Regions from separate parts of the Homo sapiens genome. Here all the other regions are linked to region 1. The links are chromatin contacts, found by Hi-C or POLR2A ChIA-PET in ENCODE. All regions are on one chromosome and are shown on one strand. The core of a region is the stretch at or near the end of the contact, and the rest is flanking DNA. Distances in the headings are between cores, read along the strand shown. Region 1 has its middle 32 kb from the start of LINC02341. Region 2 overlaps DNAJC15 (DnaJ heat shock protein family (Hsp40) member C15). Region 3 holds the start of RGCC (regulator of cell cycle). Region 4 holds the start of EPSTI1 (epithelial stromal interaction 1).

The links. A loop is a pair of places that touch in the nucleus more often than their neighbours do. ChIA-PET counts read pairs that join two places held with the same protein, here RNA polymerase II (POLR2A). Pooled maps may share reads with other maps.
Region 2: a pooled map shows a loop between it and region 1 (4-fold over the local background). The contact joins two enhancer-like sites. A Hi-C loop is called at or near these places in 1 of 168 maps with a recorded cell type or tissue (naive thymus-derived CD4-positive, alpha-beta T cell), 11 of 37 single-sample maps with no recorded cell type and 12 of 50 pooled maps. POLR2A ChIA-PET finds 5 or more read pairs at or near these places in 1 of 52 experiments (activated naive CD4-positive, alpha-beta T cell).
Region 3: a loop to region 1 is called in a map of naive thymus-derived CD4-positive, alpha-beta T cell, with 3 times the contacts of the local background. The contact joins the promoter of RGCC here to the enhancer-like site in region 1. A Hi-C loop is called at or near these places in 1 of 168 maps with a recorded cell type or tissue (naive thymus-derived CD4-positive, alpha-beta T cell), 1 of 37 single-sample maps with no recorded cell type and 8 of 50 pooled maps. POLR2A ChIA-PET finds 5 or more read pairs at or near these places in 1 of 52 experiments (activated CD4-positive, alpha-beta T cell).
Region 4: a pooled map shows a loop between it and region 1 (6-fold over the local background). The contact joins the promoter of EPSTI1 here to the enhancer-like site in region 1. A Hi-C loop is called at or near these places in 1 of 168 maps with a recorded cell type or tissue (GM12878), 8 of 37 single-sample maps with no recorded cell type and 13 of 50 pooled maps. POLR2A ChIA-PET finds 5 or more read pairs at or near these places in 4 of 52 experiments (activated B cell, activated CD4-positive, alpha-beta memory T cell and activated naive CD4-positive, alpha-beta T cell).

What each region holds. Positions count from the first base shown.
Region 1 is chr13:42,391,502-42,394,514 of GRCh38, reverse strand. No RefSeq gene overlaps it. Among named protein-coding and RNA genes, the nearest start is that of LINC02341, 32 kb to the left of the region's middle. Within about 2 kb of position 1,619, at least 3 of the 41 ENCODE cell types and tissues checked have a DNase peak (open chromatin) inside an H3K27ac peak, as active enhancers do.
Region 2 is chr13:43,044,419-43,047,655 of GRCh38, reverse strand. All of the region lies in intron 1 of DNAJC15 (DnaJ heat shock protein family (Hsp40) member C15), which reads right to left. Among named protein-coding and RNA genes, the nearest start is that of DNAJC15, 22 kb to the right of the region's middle. RefSeq lists enhancers at 832-1,507, 1,849-1,908, 2,009-2,058. Within about 2 kb of position 1,980, at least 16 of the 41 ENCODE cell types and tissues checked have a DNase peak (open chromatin) inside an H3K27ac peak, as active enhancers do.
Region 3 is chr13:41,455,573-41,459,024 of GRCh38, reverse strand. It overlaps RGCC (regulator of cell cycle), which reads right to left and starts at 1,475. Exons shown (of 5, transcript NM_014059.3): 1 at 1,269-1,475; 2 at 555-740. The coding sequence starts at 1,317. RefSeq lists enhancers at 433-562, 612-1,289 and a silencer at 863-1,702.
Region 4 is chr13:42,990,889-42,994,018 of GRCh38, reverse strand. It overlaps EPSTI1 (epithelial stromal interaction 1), which reads left to right and starts at 1,778. Exons shown (of 11, transcript NM_033255.5): 1 at 1,778-2,041. The coding sequence starts at 1,854. RefSeq lists enhancers at 1,145-1,384, 1,645-1,764.

The sequences.
Region 1 (3,013 bases), core at 370-2,869:
GGGTGAATGAGCAGGAAACGTGGCAGGCATCCAGAAGGCACATCCTCAGTCGCTGGCCCTTCCTGTATTTAGGCACACAATAGTTGCAGTTCCTGGATGGCTCCTAGGATCAGTAGGTTCCCTACTTCATGGTCTTCTTCCTCCTCTCCTTTCCCCAGTCTTGACTATTTGGCTCCTCCAGCACTAGTTGATAAAAGAAACTCAAACCTTAGACACCCAAAAAGTCAATTATTGTCCAAAATCCTTCATAAACAACTATGCTGAGAGTGCCTAAGGGCCAGGCATGCATCATAAGTAGCCTGGGCTTGAAATGAGTGAAGATGTAAACAGAGCATGCTCTCAAGAATTCTGTTAAATGATTTCTCACTCCTAACTCCTACACATAAGGGTCAGGACACTTTCAGTCTTGAGTGACAGAAATTCAACTCAAATTAGCTTAAATCAAGAAAGAAATCCATGAGTTTATTCACTGAAATGCATTTGACCTCGGGCAAGGCTGATGTAAGGTTTCAGACAATGTCATCATACACGTGCCTCTCTCTGCACCTGCTGGACAGGTGCTCTCCAAAAGGTGAGAAGGTGGTTGCCAGCATAGAATTCCAGTGGAATGAAAGTAGTTTCAAATAGTTCCAACAGAAAGGTCCTGGGAAGCCTCTGCTTGGGTCATGTGCCCATTTCTAAACCACTCCTGGGTCACGTGGCTTCCTCTGTGGCAGGGTGGGTCTGGCTCCAGTTGTGGAATACGTTCTCCACCAGACAGAAACATCCAGTTCCTAGAAGAATGGAAATAGATGCTGGACAGGCAAAACACCCAATGTCTCCCACACCACGCTGAGCCAGCAGTGAACCAGAACTGTAGAAACTCTCAGCAAACTGGGATGCCAAATGCATCCAGGGAACAGTCTTCCAAATCTCACAAGTTTCCAATAAAAGACAAAGAAAGAGCGGAGGCTGGATCTCTGGAACATAACAATGTGGCACTCTATTTCTTTCTATTACTGGATAAAGTGTTTCCAGTGTGGTAGAGCTAAGTAGCCACAGACTTTGCTGCAATCATCAAAATGTTTTTATGACTCATGAGATAAATGAGAAAAACACACGGAAGAGTCAAAGTTACACTGAAGTTAGATTGTAATCACACCCTTTACTTCTAACAACCCGCTGCTGACAAAGTTTCCTGCTGAGAGCACATTACTGACTTATTTTCTCCACAGAGGGCATCTATCAATCCTAAAGCAGATTATCGCCTGGACAGATTATGTGAGACCTGCTTTTCACACAGGTTGGTGTCCTGTCAACAATCAATGCAGCTCCTGTCTCTACCACTGAGGCAGTCTGCTGAAGAGAACACTGACCCACTGGCCCAGGAATCCAAATTTGGGGATATTGAGTCTTCTGATGGGCCACAAATCAGCTTAAATGACAACACTTTCTTTAAACACTACACGAAAGGCTCATAAGTGGATGAGGATGCTTTTCTGCACTAAAAGGATCAGTCCTCTCTCTAGTAGCGAGGACACTTTAACACCCTGATAGTCCTTCCAGGAAGTAGAGCTTTCTGAGATAGGCCTCCAAGTCACAGAAGAGGGCCTCAGACAGAGCTTTCCCTGACTTTGTGGTAACTGGGGTTTTCTCACCATCAGGCCTCTGTGCCTCCAATAGGCCCATGTCTCAGTAACAGCAAACCACCAAAATTCATCAAGCACCTGCTATGTGACAAGCATGGGAACACAAAGATTAATAGGGAGAGATATTCCCTGGCAAAATGGCATTTTGAGCTCAAGTTGTGGGCCCCCTCATCTCTACTCCAAACACAGCAATAATATGTAAAACATGTATTTCTGCAATAAAAATAAAATCACACTGAAAAATCAGATAAATACTTCCATGAAAAAGAAAGAGTAATAAATAGTGTCAAAACCATGGGCCTCTTGGTCTCTTGGTCAAGAAGGCATAGATGACCAAAGTCTGATTCTTTTGGGGTAACAGGGAGCAAAACCTTCCAGATATGGCAGAGGACCCAAGTCAGGATCACCACCTGAAGCCAGGCATGGTGCTGAGCTCCCTTGTTTGTAAAAGGAGGTGGAAAAGCTAAAACATTGGCCTTTCTATAGGCCAGTGGATGGGCAGGAAGCAGGCACAGCCCTGGAGCCCCGTCCTGGGGGAAGCCACCCACCAGCTGAGTGGCTACATGTAGGTATCCCCAGTACATGAGGTAAGAGCCCATCCACCAACATTCAACCTGGATCCAGAACAGAGTTCCTGGGAACCAGACAGAGGCAATGTCAAAACCATTAACTGGGGAGGAAAATAACCCAGAGCTATGGGGAGAAGTGAGCTCCTCAGGAAGAGCATACAAACCTAAATTTGAAAGAAAATTTAACAGGAAGAAAGTTAGACAACAAGCTCAAAGACCAGCAACATTTACTCCCTCCAAATAGAAACACCTGAGCAATCTCAAAAGCATTTAAAAGAAGCATGCTTAAAACCCTCAGAGATAAAGGAAGTAATTACATCTATGAGAAACAAACAAACAAAAAAAGCAGATATGAATAAACAATATATGGTTCTGAAAAGCAACCAAATACTAGTCCTGAAAACAGAATATACTGTCATTGAAATTGGAAGCTCACAGACTGCCCAGAAGATAGCACAGAAGATAAAAAGAAGACATGAAAAGGGTCATCAGAAGCCAAGAGGACAGACTGAGGGATTCCAACAGAAGACTCACAGCAGCCCCAAAATGAAAGAATAGAAGAATTGGTGTAGAAAAAAATATATAGAAGGAACTAACAGTTCATAATTTTCCAGTATTGAAAAAAATCATAGATTTATAGTGAACACTGGGCATCAAATATATATATTCCTAACTAGATGCATTGTAATGAAACTGCAGAACATTGCTATAGAGAAAAAAATTTAAAATCTAACAGGGAAAAAGACAATCCACAAAAGAGTAGCAATAAGACCAACAGCAGACTTCTCATCATTAACAACAAATATCAGAAGACAG
Region 2 (3,237 bases), core at 731-3,230, 650 kb before region 1:
TTCTGTGATCCTAAGCTATTCTCTTTGGGCCCATTTCCTCATCTATAAAATTAAGATACAAATACCTGTATCCTAACATGCTCGTAATGATTCAAACAAGGTTATGAAAAATAACCAGCACCTATGTGAACGTCACAGACATTCCATGTTGGTCCTTTTTTCATTCTCATATTATTTACTCTTACTCCTTTTGTTCCTCTCTGCTTTACTCCTGGGAAATCTTACTCAGCAATCAACTTCAAGCTCATCTTCTCAAAAAAGCTTTCTTCACTCACCTCTCACCCAAACAAAACTCTTCAGTACTCCATAGTACTCAGGAGATCTTTCTACTGTAATATATATTACATTAGTTAATACTCATTTACCTATTTCAAATCCCTTCCAACATGTAGGCTTCCGGAGGTAGGGACTGTGTTTTATTTCTTTGGATTTCCAAAATCTAGCAAAGCGTCATTTTCTAAAAGTTTGTATAATGACATGAAAATGATCTTAAGAAACTTTACCACTGTTACGGGCGGGTCTTTGGTCTTAGAGCTCCCAACATGGGGTGGGCCGCTCCCAAAATGACGGCAAGCCTTTTGTTCTCTGACCTGGGGTTCTTGGCCTCACAGATTCCAAGAAATTGAACCTTGGGCCATGTGGTGAGTATTATAGCTATTAGAAGCTGTGGGTCATGGAAGAGAACGGTGGAACCCAGCAACCAGTGTTCAGCTCGATTAGGGCACTTAGCCGTGCAGTAACAAAGGCGAGCCTTTAGCCTGATCAGGTGCGGCAATGTGCACCTCACTGGATCAGAAACGCAGTGGACACCCTGCTGGATCCAGAGGGGTGTAAGTCAGCGGCAGGTCTGCGACGGCAGCAAACAGCAGCGGTGGACAGCGAGCAAAAGCTCAGCTCGAACCGTAACAAACACGGACCAGAAGAGTGTGCAGTTGCAAGATTTAATAGAATGAAAACAGAGCTCCCGTACAATGTGAGAGGACCCAAAGGGGGTTGCCCACTCTCTGCTCCAATGCCTGGGTTTATATCCCAATCACTGCCCCTCCCCCTGTGCTCTCAGGCGATATATGATTTGACTATTTCTTTACCTCCTGCTTTTAGCTTAATTTGTATTTTAGTGAGCCCTCTTTACTACCTGATTGGTTGGGCGTGAGCTGAGTTACAAGCCCTGTGTTTAAAGGTAGGTGCGGTCACCTTCCCCAGTTAGGCTTAGGAATTCTTAGTCGGCCTAGGAAGTCCAACTAGTCCTGTCTCTCACCACCACCGAGATGTCTCTTGTAGCTCATATTTTATGTGTACCATACTGGTGACCGAAATTATGTTTTGAAATGGGAAAATATAATGGACAATGCTAGTTAAACTTAATTAAAAATCTAACATATGGTCATGCTTCAAAATATCCTGGACCAGGTAAATATATTCAAAAGTCTCACGGAAGACAAAGAAAATAAAGTTAGGACCTTATGTCTGGTAAATTTCCTTACAAAAAAAAAAAAATGAAGATAATCCACAGGTTATGTGGAAAACATGAAAGAATAACTAATTTGTTAAACAAACATTAAGGAAAATAAACTCCCAATAAAAAGGTTAGGTAATTTAGCAAACAGGCACTTGAAGGCTATTTCCCATCTCTGACTGGTTCATTAATTAATTCAATAAATACTCAGTATTTACTATGTGCCAGTCATGATTTTAAGCCCTAGGGATATATCAGACAAAATCCCTATCCTCATGAAGGTACATTTTAGCAAGAGAGACAGACAACAAACAATTTTAACAGGAAAAATATATAATTATTTTACGCAGTGATTTGTGCTATGGAAAAAAATTAAGCAGATAAAGAAGTAGGTATGTGTTTGTATGGTGAGAGTGAGGGAAGAGAGAGACCCTCTCACATTGTTTTATATTTTATACTCAGTACCTGTTTTAAGAAAAAAACAAGGAAGTGAAATCAAAGACAGGCAGCCTGGCCCCAGGCCCAAAACCACGCCCGAGCCTGCATGGCCTAAACCTAGTAGTTAAAAATCAACTCATGACTTAGAACCCGATGTTACCCATAGATTTCAGGCATTGTATGGAAGAACATTGTGAAACTCCCTGCTCTGTTCTGTTTCACTCTGACTACCAGTGCATGAAACCCCGTCACATATCCCCTAGATTGCTCAATCAATCACAACCCTTTCATATAAAATCTTTAGTGTTGTGTGCCCGTAAAAGGGACGGAAATTGTGCACTCGGGGAGCTTGGATTTTAAGACAGTAGCTTGCCGATGCTCCCAGCTGAATAAAGCCCTTCCTTCTACAACTCGATGTCTGAGAGGTTTTGCCTGCGGCTTGTCCTGCTACAAGAGCAACAAATTTAAAGTGAGTAGGGCAAGCTTCACTGAAAAAAATGACTTTTGGAAAAAAATTAAAGCAAGAAAAAGGATTCCTTAGATTTTGGACTAGCAATGGGAACAAGTGTAAAGTCCCTAAAGCACAGGTGTGCCCAGTGTGCCTAACGAATAGCCAGAAGGCCAGTGTGCATACAGCAGGAAGAGAAAGAGAAAAAAATAGGCAACAAGGTCGAACAGGTCACAAGGGGAGCAGATCATGCTGGGCCTTATATGGTCAACATAAAGACTAGCTTTTCTCCGAGTGATACAGTACATCATTGTTTTGAGCAGAGGCCTAAGATTATTTCAATTAAAATTCTAAGGATCATTCTACTTGTCATGTTGAGAATAGATTGTAGAGGATGAAAAGCAGAGGCATGGGGATGAGTTGTAAGTCTATTAAAATAATCCATGAAAGAGATAATGGTCACTTGGGCTACAGCGATTAATGATGGAAATGAGGAAAGTGGTGAGATACTAGATAGAGTTCGGAGGTAAGGCCAATAGGATTTGCTGAGACACTGGATATGGAGTCAAGGTTTTGAAATGAGAAAATATAATGGACAATGCTAGTTAAACGTAATTAAGAATCTAACATATGGTCATGCTTCAAAATACCCTGGACCAGGTAAATATATCCAAAAGTCTCTCGGAAGACAAAGAAAATAAAGTCTTTGCAACCAAAAGGAACTAAAAGGACCTTTTAGTTGTCTTGAGCAACTAAAAGGAAAAGAGAAGAGTCAAGGTTATTGTCTTGAACAACTAAAAGAATGACACTAACTGCCTTTTGCTGCAAGGACTGTGAGAGGTCTGTGGCAGAGAAAGGGTATGTCATGAACTCTCTTTTGGACTTACTTTCTAAC
Region 3 (3,452 bases), core at 226-2,725, 940 kb after region 1:
AGCAGTGCCAAAGATTTTCATAACTGCATGCAATGGAGCAACAAGTCTGAGAGCTAAGGGCCAGAAGACAATGCAAGCAGTTATTTCATAAATCCCAAGAACAGCAGTTTGGGCTTATGAAACCTTTCCTGGTTTCATGAATATTTCCGTTCTGCGCCCTCCCATGTCCCCACTGTGCCCCCTCATTCCACTGGCACTTGTTCCACATCTGCAAAGTTACAGCTGAGAGGGGAGAGGCACGGAAAGGAGAAGAGGAGGGAAACTGCGGAAAGGCCTGGTGCAGGTCCAGGGAGTCCTGTCTGGCTGAGTCGGGACAAGCTGCTTAAACTCGCCTGCCTGGTGACACACCCGTGGGCGGCAAGTGAACCAACCTGCCCTCCAGCGACCTTTCCCGTGATTATCGTCAGGGGCCCCGCCACCACTCGGCCTACTGCGTTGAGCTTCAGGAAACCATTCCTCAGTTTACTGATAAGAAAACTGAGGCCGCAGCCTTCGCGGGGCAGGTCCTGGGAGCTGGGAGATCCCGGCGCCATCCTAGCGGGGGCCGCACTTACTCTCCGAGTCGCTGAAGCCGCTGCTGTCGCTGACACTGGCGCTGCTGCGCCGCTTCATGCGCTCCAGGTGCTCCTCGTAGTGGAAGTGGCGCTCGTGGAAGGGCGACGCGAAGTCGGCCAGCACCGCGTCAAACTCGCACAGCGCGTCCGACAGGTCCTCCGCGGCCGCCGAGTCCAGGGCCGGGGCTGCGGGCAGGGCCAGGGGCTCAGTGCACGGAAGTCAGGGGGGCAGCGGGACCACCTCCCAGGGCCAGGAGGGGCCGCCACGGTTCCCGAAGATAACTGACACTTGGCGCCTCTGCCAAGTGACAGCCACGCAGTCGCTGTTACCTTGTAATCTTCTCCACCACCCCCGAAGTGCGTTCTATTACCAAGTCCGTTTTACAGACAAGAAAACTGAGCCTTCGCCAGGCCCAGGGTCACCCAGCGACTTGGCGCGGCCAGATTCCTCCCCAGGCGCTGCCGGTTACCTGTCCCCGCCGCTCCCCCCAACCCCGGGCGCGCGCGGAGCTGGTGGTGGAGGGAAGGTGGGACATGGGGGCCAGCCCGGGCCGGAAAGGAGGCTGCAGCCGCCCGCGCGGGAAGACCGGGGACAGGTTCCCGCCGGGGAGGATGGAAGGGTGGGGGGTGTGAAGGGACGACACGGGGCCCCTCCTTTCTCACCCGCCATCTGCAGAGCCGAGACTTTAAGGGGACCCCGGACCCCGCACTCACCTGCGGCCGCGGCGGCCGCGGGGCTGCCCTGCGCCGCGGGCGGCTTCATGAGGCGGCTCAGCTGGGCCCGGCGCGCGTGGCCTTGGGTCCTGCGAGGTGGCAGCCGGGGCTATTCGGGGGCTTGCTGTCCCGCACACTTCAGCCCTGCCAGTCCCTTCGGCGCTGCGCTCCAGCCGCGCCGCTCCCAGCACGGTCCGCGCCCGCCCTACCACCGGCTCGGGTTCCTAGATCTTATAGCCTTCGGCGGCCGGAGCGGAGGCGGGGCCGGGGCGGGGCTGCGGAGCCGGGGCGACGGGTCTGTCCCCGCCGCCCTCCGAGGAGGCCCCTGCCCCCAGGCACCGCCCTCGCCACGCGCCCGCCCTGGAACCGCGGTGACGAGGAGTCGCCGAAGCCCCGGTTACAGCCCCAAATATTTACCCGCCTCTCGCCCCCGCGCCCTGACAACCCGGCCCACGCGGTGTCCTCGGCGTCACCAGAGCTGACTGCTGGGCGCGAGCTCTGCTGCTTCCCGCCGCGTGCCAGGCACCTCCGCGAGCCGCAGCTTCCTCGGCTGTGAAGTGGACGTGGGCATGCAGAGCCTCCCTGGCTGGCGGTGAGGGACGAAGGAGCCCGCGGCCGTGTCCCAGTCGGGTGTCGGGGACGCGGAGGTCCCCTACGCATTGTCCCAAGGGGACTTCCGAGATGGTGGGCGGGCGGAGTGGAGAGGGTCGGGGCGAGAGGGGCAGGAGTTGGGGGAGTCCTGAACTGTTCCCACCGCGGAGCGCGGGGGCCTGAACTACGGTCCAGGGCGCTCCCGCCAGCCTGACTTTATCTAGAAGGGGTTTATTATGGGAAGAAACTACTGCGTCGACGCAGCGCGAACAGGGCGCCTTGCAGTGTCCACGGAGTAACGAGCCACCCTGCCCCGCGGCCTGCGGGGGCGAACGCCCTGGACTGTGCGCTGAGCTAGGCGCTAGCCTCTCGCCTCTCACCACAGACGGCTAATTAAATGTAGAGCAATTAACATGTAACGGAGTGAAACATTCAGCCTCCACTCCCAGCTAGTTTTTGTATTTTTAGCAGAGACGGGGTTTGTCCATGTTGGCCAGGCTGGTCTCGAACTCCCGACCTCAGGTGATCTGCCCACCTCAGCCTCCCAAAGTGCTGGGATTACAGGCGTGAGCCACCGCACCCAGCCAGGATTTGTTTTCAGAATATAGAAAGACCCATCTACAAAGTAATCACAAATAGACAACCTGGTAAAAATTAAAAATGAGCAAAACATTGAAACATACACCTCACAAAGGAGTATATGTTAATGACCACTAATCATATGAATAGTCCTCCTCTCTTGTCTACTCTGGGTGGCCTAGGGATATGCTTGTCTTGTGGAGGCACAAGCACTGTGGGCTCAAGAGTGGGGAGCCTCTTTCCCTGTTAAGGGGAGGACACCACTGGGATCTCTGGTGCCATCTCCTGCAATGGATCCTCTGATGTGGGGTCGAACAGAACTTCAGGAGTTGATTTCCCTGGGTGAGTGGAGCGGGATCCTTCCTTAGCTATCTGTCCCTTTGCTACTAGTATTGCTGCTGCATGCCCTCAGCCACTGTGGGGGTTCTAGCACCAGCTGTCACCAAGTGTCTATGTATGGGAACTGGTCTAGGTATCTTTACCAGTTACCTTGTGCCACGCCTTAGAAACAAGGGACCTGTCCAGGCTTCCTTCTGATGGCCAACCCACTTCTAATGGTGCGCAATCTATTTCCCACAAGGTTCTAAGTTCCCCTGGTGGTCTAGTGCTTAGGATTCGGTGCTCTCACCGCTGCTGCCTGCGTTCGATTCCCGGTCAGGGAACAAAGAAATGGAGCATGGATGAGCAGCGGACAAAACCCCTCAGACAGCGGATTAAAGAAGGAAGAGTTTTTTTTATTCCGCTGGGAGCTTCGGCAGACTCGCGTCTTAAGAGCCGAGCTCCCGGAAGGAAGACAGAGTTCCTGGCCCGTTTAAGGGCTTACAGCTTTAAGGGGTTCCACGTGAAAGGGTCTTGATGGATTGAGAGCACATGTACTTAGAGTCACGGGGGTTGATTGTTTCACCTCAGGCCGGCTCCTCATTGCCACCGGCTGGTCTTGACACTGACTTCATTCCTGTTGTTTTCCAACTTTTACTTCCTCCTCCTCTTCAGAGACAGGAGACAGTAGCGAAA
Region 4 (3,130 bases), core at 529-3,028, 600 kb before region 1:
GCTCTGAATTTATCTTCCCGATTTCAGTCTCTTCATCTTTCAATCTCCGTTTTCACATTGTTAGAAGCTAACTTTGTAAAACAGATATTATTGAGTAACTGCCCTATTGAAAAACTTCCTGTGCCTTCCACATTGCCTACAACAGTGGTTCCCAAAGGGTGATCCTGAGACTGGCATCATTGGTATCACCTGGAAATTTGTTAGAAATGCAAATCCTTGGGCCCCATCCCAGACCTGAATCAGAAACTATATATATATATTTTTGAGATGGAGTCTCTCTCTGTCGCCCAGGTGGAGGTGGGGTTTCGCCACGTTGGCTAGGCTGGTCTTCAACTCCTGATCTCCAGGTAATCCTCCTGCCTCGGCCTCCAAAAGTACTGGAATTACAGGAGTGAGCCACCGTGCCTGGCCATAAATCTGTTTTAACGCACCCTCCTCCAAGTGGTTCTGATGCTTACTGAAATTTGTGAAACTCTGGCCTACTCTACAAAACCCTAATGTCTTAGGATGGCATAGAAATCCTGACTGACTTTCCTACCATGTTCCTTGTCATTATTTTCTCCTCTCCTGTCCCACCCTGGCCCACCCTTCAATTTCATTCTTTCATTAGCTATCAAACCTGTATGTGTCTTTTTGTTCTAAGCACCAATAATATAAGGAAGACAGTCCAGCTCCTAACTGTCTTGCTGACCTAGGACTGGGGTGCTCCAGCCACATGACAACCCCTGGAATTAAGTACACACCATGTCATTTTAAGTGACAAGCCTCTGCCATAGCATCTCCTTCTTCTTGGTGAATTCCTATGTCTTTGGTGGCTCATTCTCAAATGTCCCTGTTCCTGAATTACTCAGAGGGCTAATCCCCAGTTTCTCTGTGCCTCCACAGCTGCCTGTCATTTCATTTATCCCAAAGTGGCATTCCCATTTGTTTACCTGTCTACTAGGATACTCCTAGAATGCAGGTAGCATGAGGGAAGAGCCTTCACTCATCTTTGTGTAGACGGCATTGTGACCCTGGTGACCAACCCTGGCACACATCAGAATCATCTGGGAGCTTTTCAAAAATATGAATGCCAGAGCTCACCCCTGAACCTACAGGAACTGAGCCTTACACATCCATATTTTAAAATGTCCCCACATCACCGTTGCACACTGTTCTGCACAGAGCAGGTATTTTTAATAGTTCTCGAATGTCTAGTCAATTACTTAGCAAGGCTGCCTGGAGAATCATGTCTACCTTAGCTTACTTCTCCGGCTTTGTAGGTTTTTGTTTTCTTTTGATTTCAGTTTCCATTTCCTCTAACTTGAAAGTATGTGCATTGGTAACAGCCACACAGCAGTCATTACTGATAAAAGGCGACATTTTGTTGAGATGATTTTAGTTATTGACCTAATCTCTGGTATTTTAAGGTTAATATATTTTTTACAGTCTCAAATATCCAGCGGTAACCTCAAATTAGAGTTGCCTGTTAAACAGTTTCTCAAGTATCTTTCAGGATTGTAGTCACTCTGCGGGCTAATCGCTCACCAGGTGTCCGTGGCTGATCCCAGTTATTCTGATTAACCTCTAAGGTGATTGTGAGACTTTAAACCGTCTCACCTGTAGCCGACCAAGCCAGCTCAAGTCAACATCCTGGGCTGTTAACCCGCGATAAGGTCGGACGGGGCCTCAGTGGAGAATACGTGGGGAAGTTCTCTGGGGCGGGCGCAGTCTGCTGCTGATTCTGAGAAACCGAAACTCAGCTGTTAAAACCGCTGCCTCTGCACTTTGGAATCCCATCTTGAGACTCGCTAAGCGTCCCAGCCGCATCCCTCCCGCAGCGACGGCGGCCCGGGACCCGCGGGCTGTGAACCATGAACACCCGCAATAGAGTGGTGAACTCCGGGCTCGGCGCCTCCCCTGCCTCCCGCCCGACCCGGGATCCCCAGGACCCTTCTGGGCGGCAAGGGGAGCTGAGCCCCGTGGAAGACCAGAGAGAGGGTTTGGAGGCAGCCCCTAAGGGCCCTTCGCGGGAGAGCGTCGTGCACGCGGGCCAGAGGCGGTGAGTATTTTAACAACCTGGCTTCGGGGCGGGAGCCCGGGCCCCAAACATACTCACTCACAAGCACCTTGGTCCTTGGAGTTTAAAACCACAGGGGCCCAACAACAGGGATTTTGACTGAATGAAAGCTCATTTGCTTAAATGAAAGTATCCATGCCGCACCTTATAAATTGAGTCGGCTAGTTTGCAGTCCTTTGGTAAATAACCAGCCCGGTTCCTTCCAGGAATACTACTTTCCTGATTTTTGTGACTGGCTACAGGATTGAAAGATATGGGTGTGTCGGAACTGCCTAGGCATCCAGTAAGATGTCATTTTCCAGGTATCTCCAGAACTCATACTCCAACCAGTATGGAAATAACTTTTCCCTTACTGTTTTTAAAAATTTGGTGCTGGGCCAGGCGCGTTGGCTCAAGCCTGTTATCCCAGCACTTTGGGAGGCCAAGGCAGGCAGATCACCTGAGGTCAGGAGTTCGAAACCAGCCTGGCCAACATGGTGAAACCCAGTCTTTACTAAAAATAAAAAATAAGCTGGGTGTGATGGCACGTGCCTGTAGTCCCAGCTACCTGGGAGGCTGAGGTAGGAGAATCGCTTGAACCCGGGAGGCGGAGGTTGCAGTGAGCGGAAATTGCGCCATTGCACTCCAGCCTGGGCAACAGAGCGAGACTGTCTCAAAACAAAACAAAACAGAAAAACAAAACTTGGTGTCCTAAACGGAATTACTGTATCAGACACTAACAGGTAAGGGTCAACAAGAAATGTGATATGGGGTAGAAGGTTCAAATTCTGCCTCTAGGTAGGAGCAAGCCTACGTCCCAGCAAGACTCGCAGATAAACTAGCCTCTTACAACCAGAGGAGTGGAGCTGAGAGAGTGAGGAGGTGAGTGACCATAGTACCTCTCATCCCTGATGTTGATATGTGCTCTATGCAGGAACAGATAGGTAGCTTTTATTCCTGGTCTTTGGTTCAGGGACTGCAGTGAGTATCCGGGAAACATTTATTAAGCAAGTGTCATGAGCCTCTCTTTCTAGCCAATGGAATGAACTTTAACTCAACAGTATGGTTTATCACAACATCACTGCCTTTGAA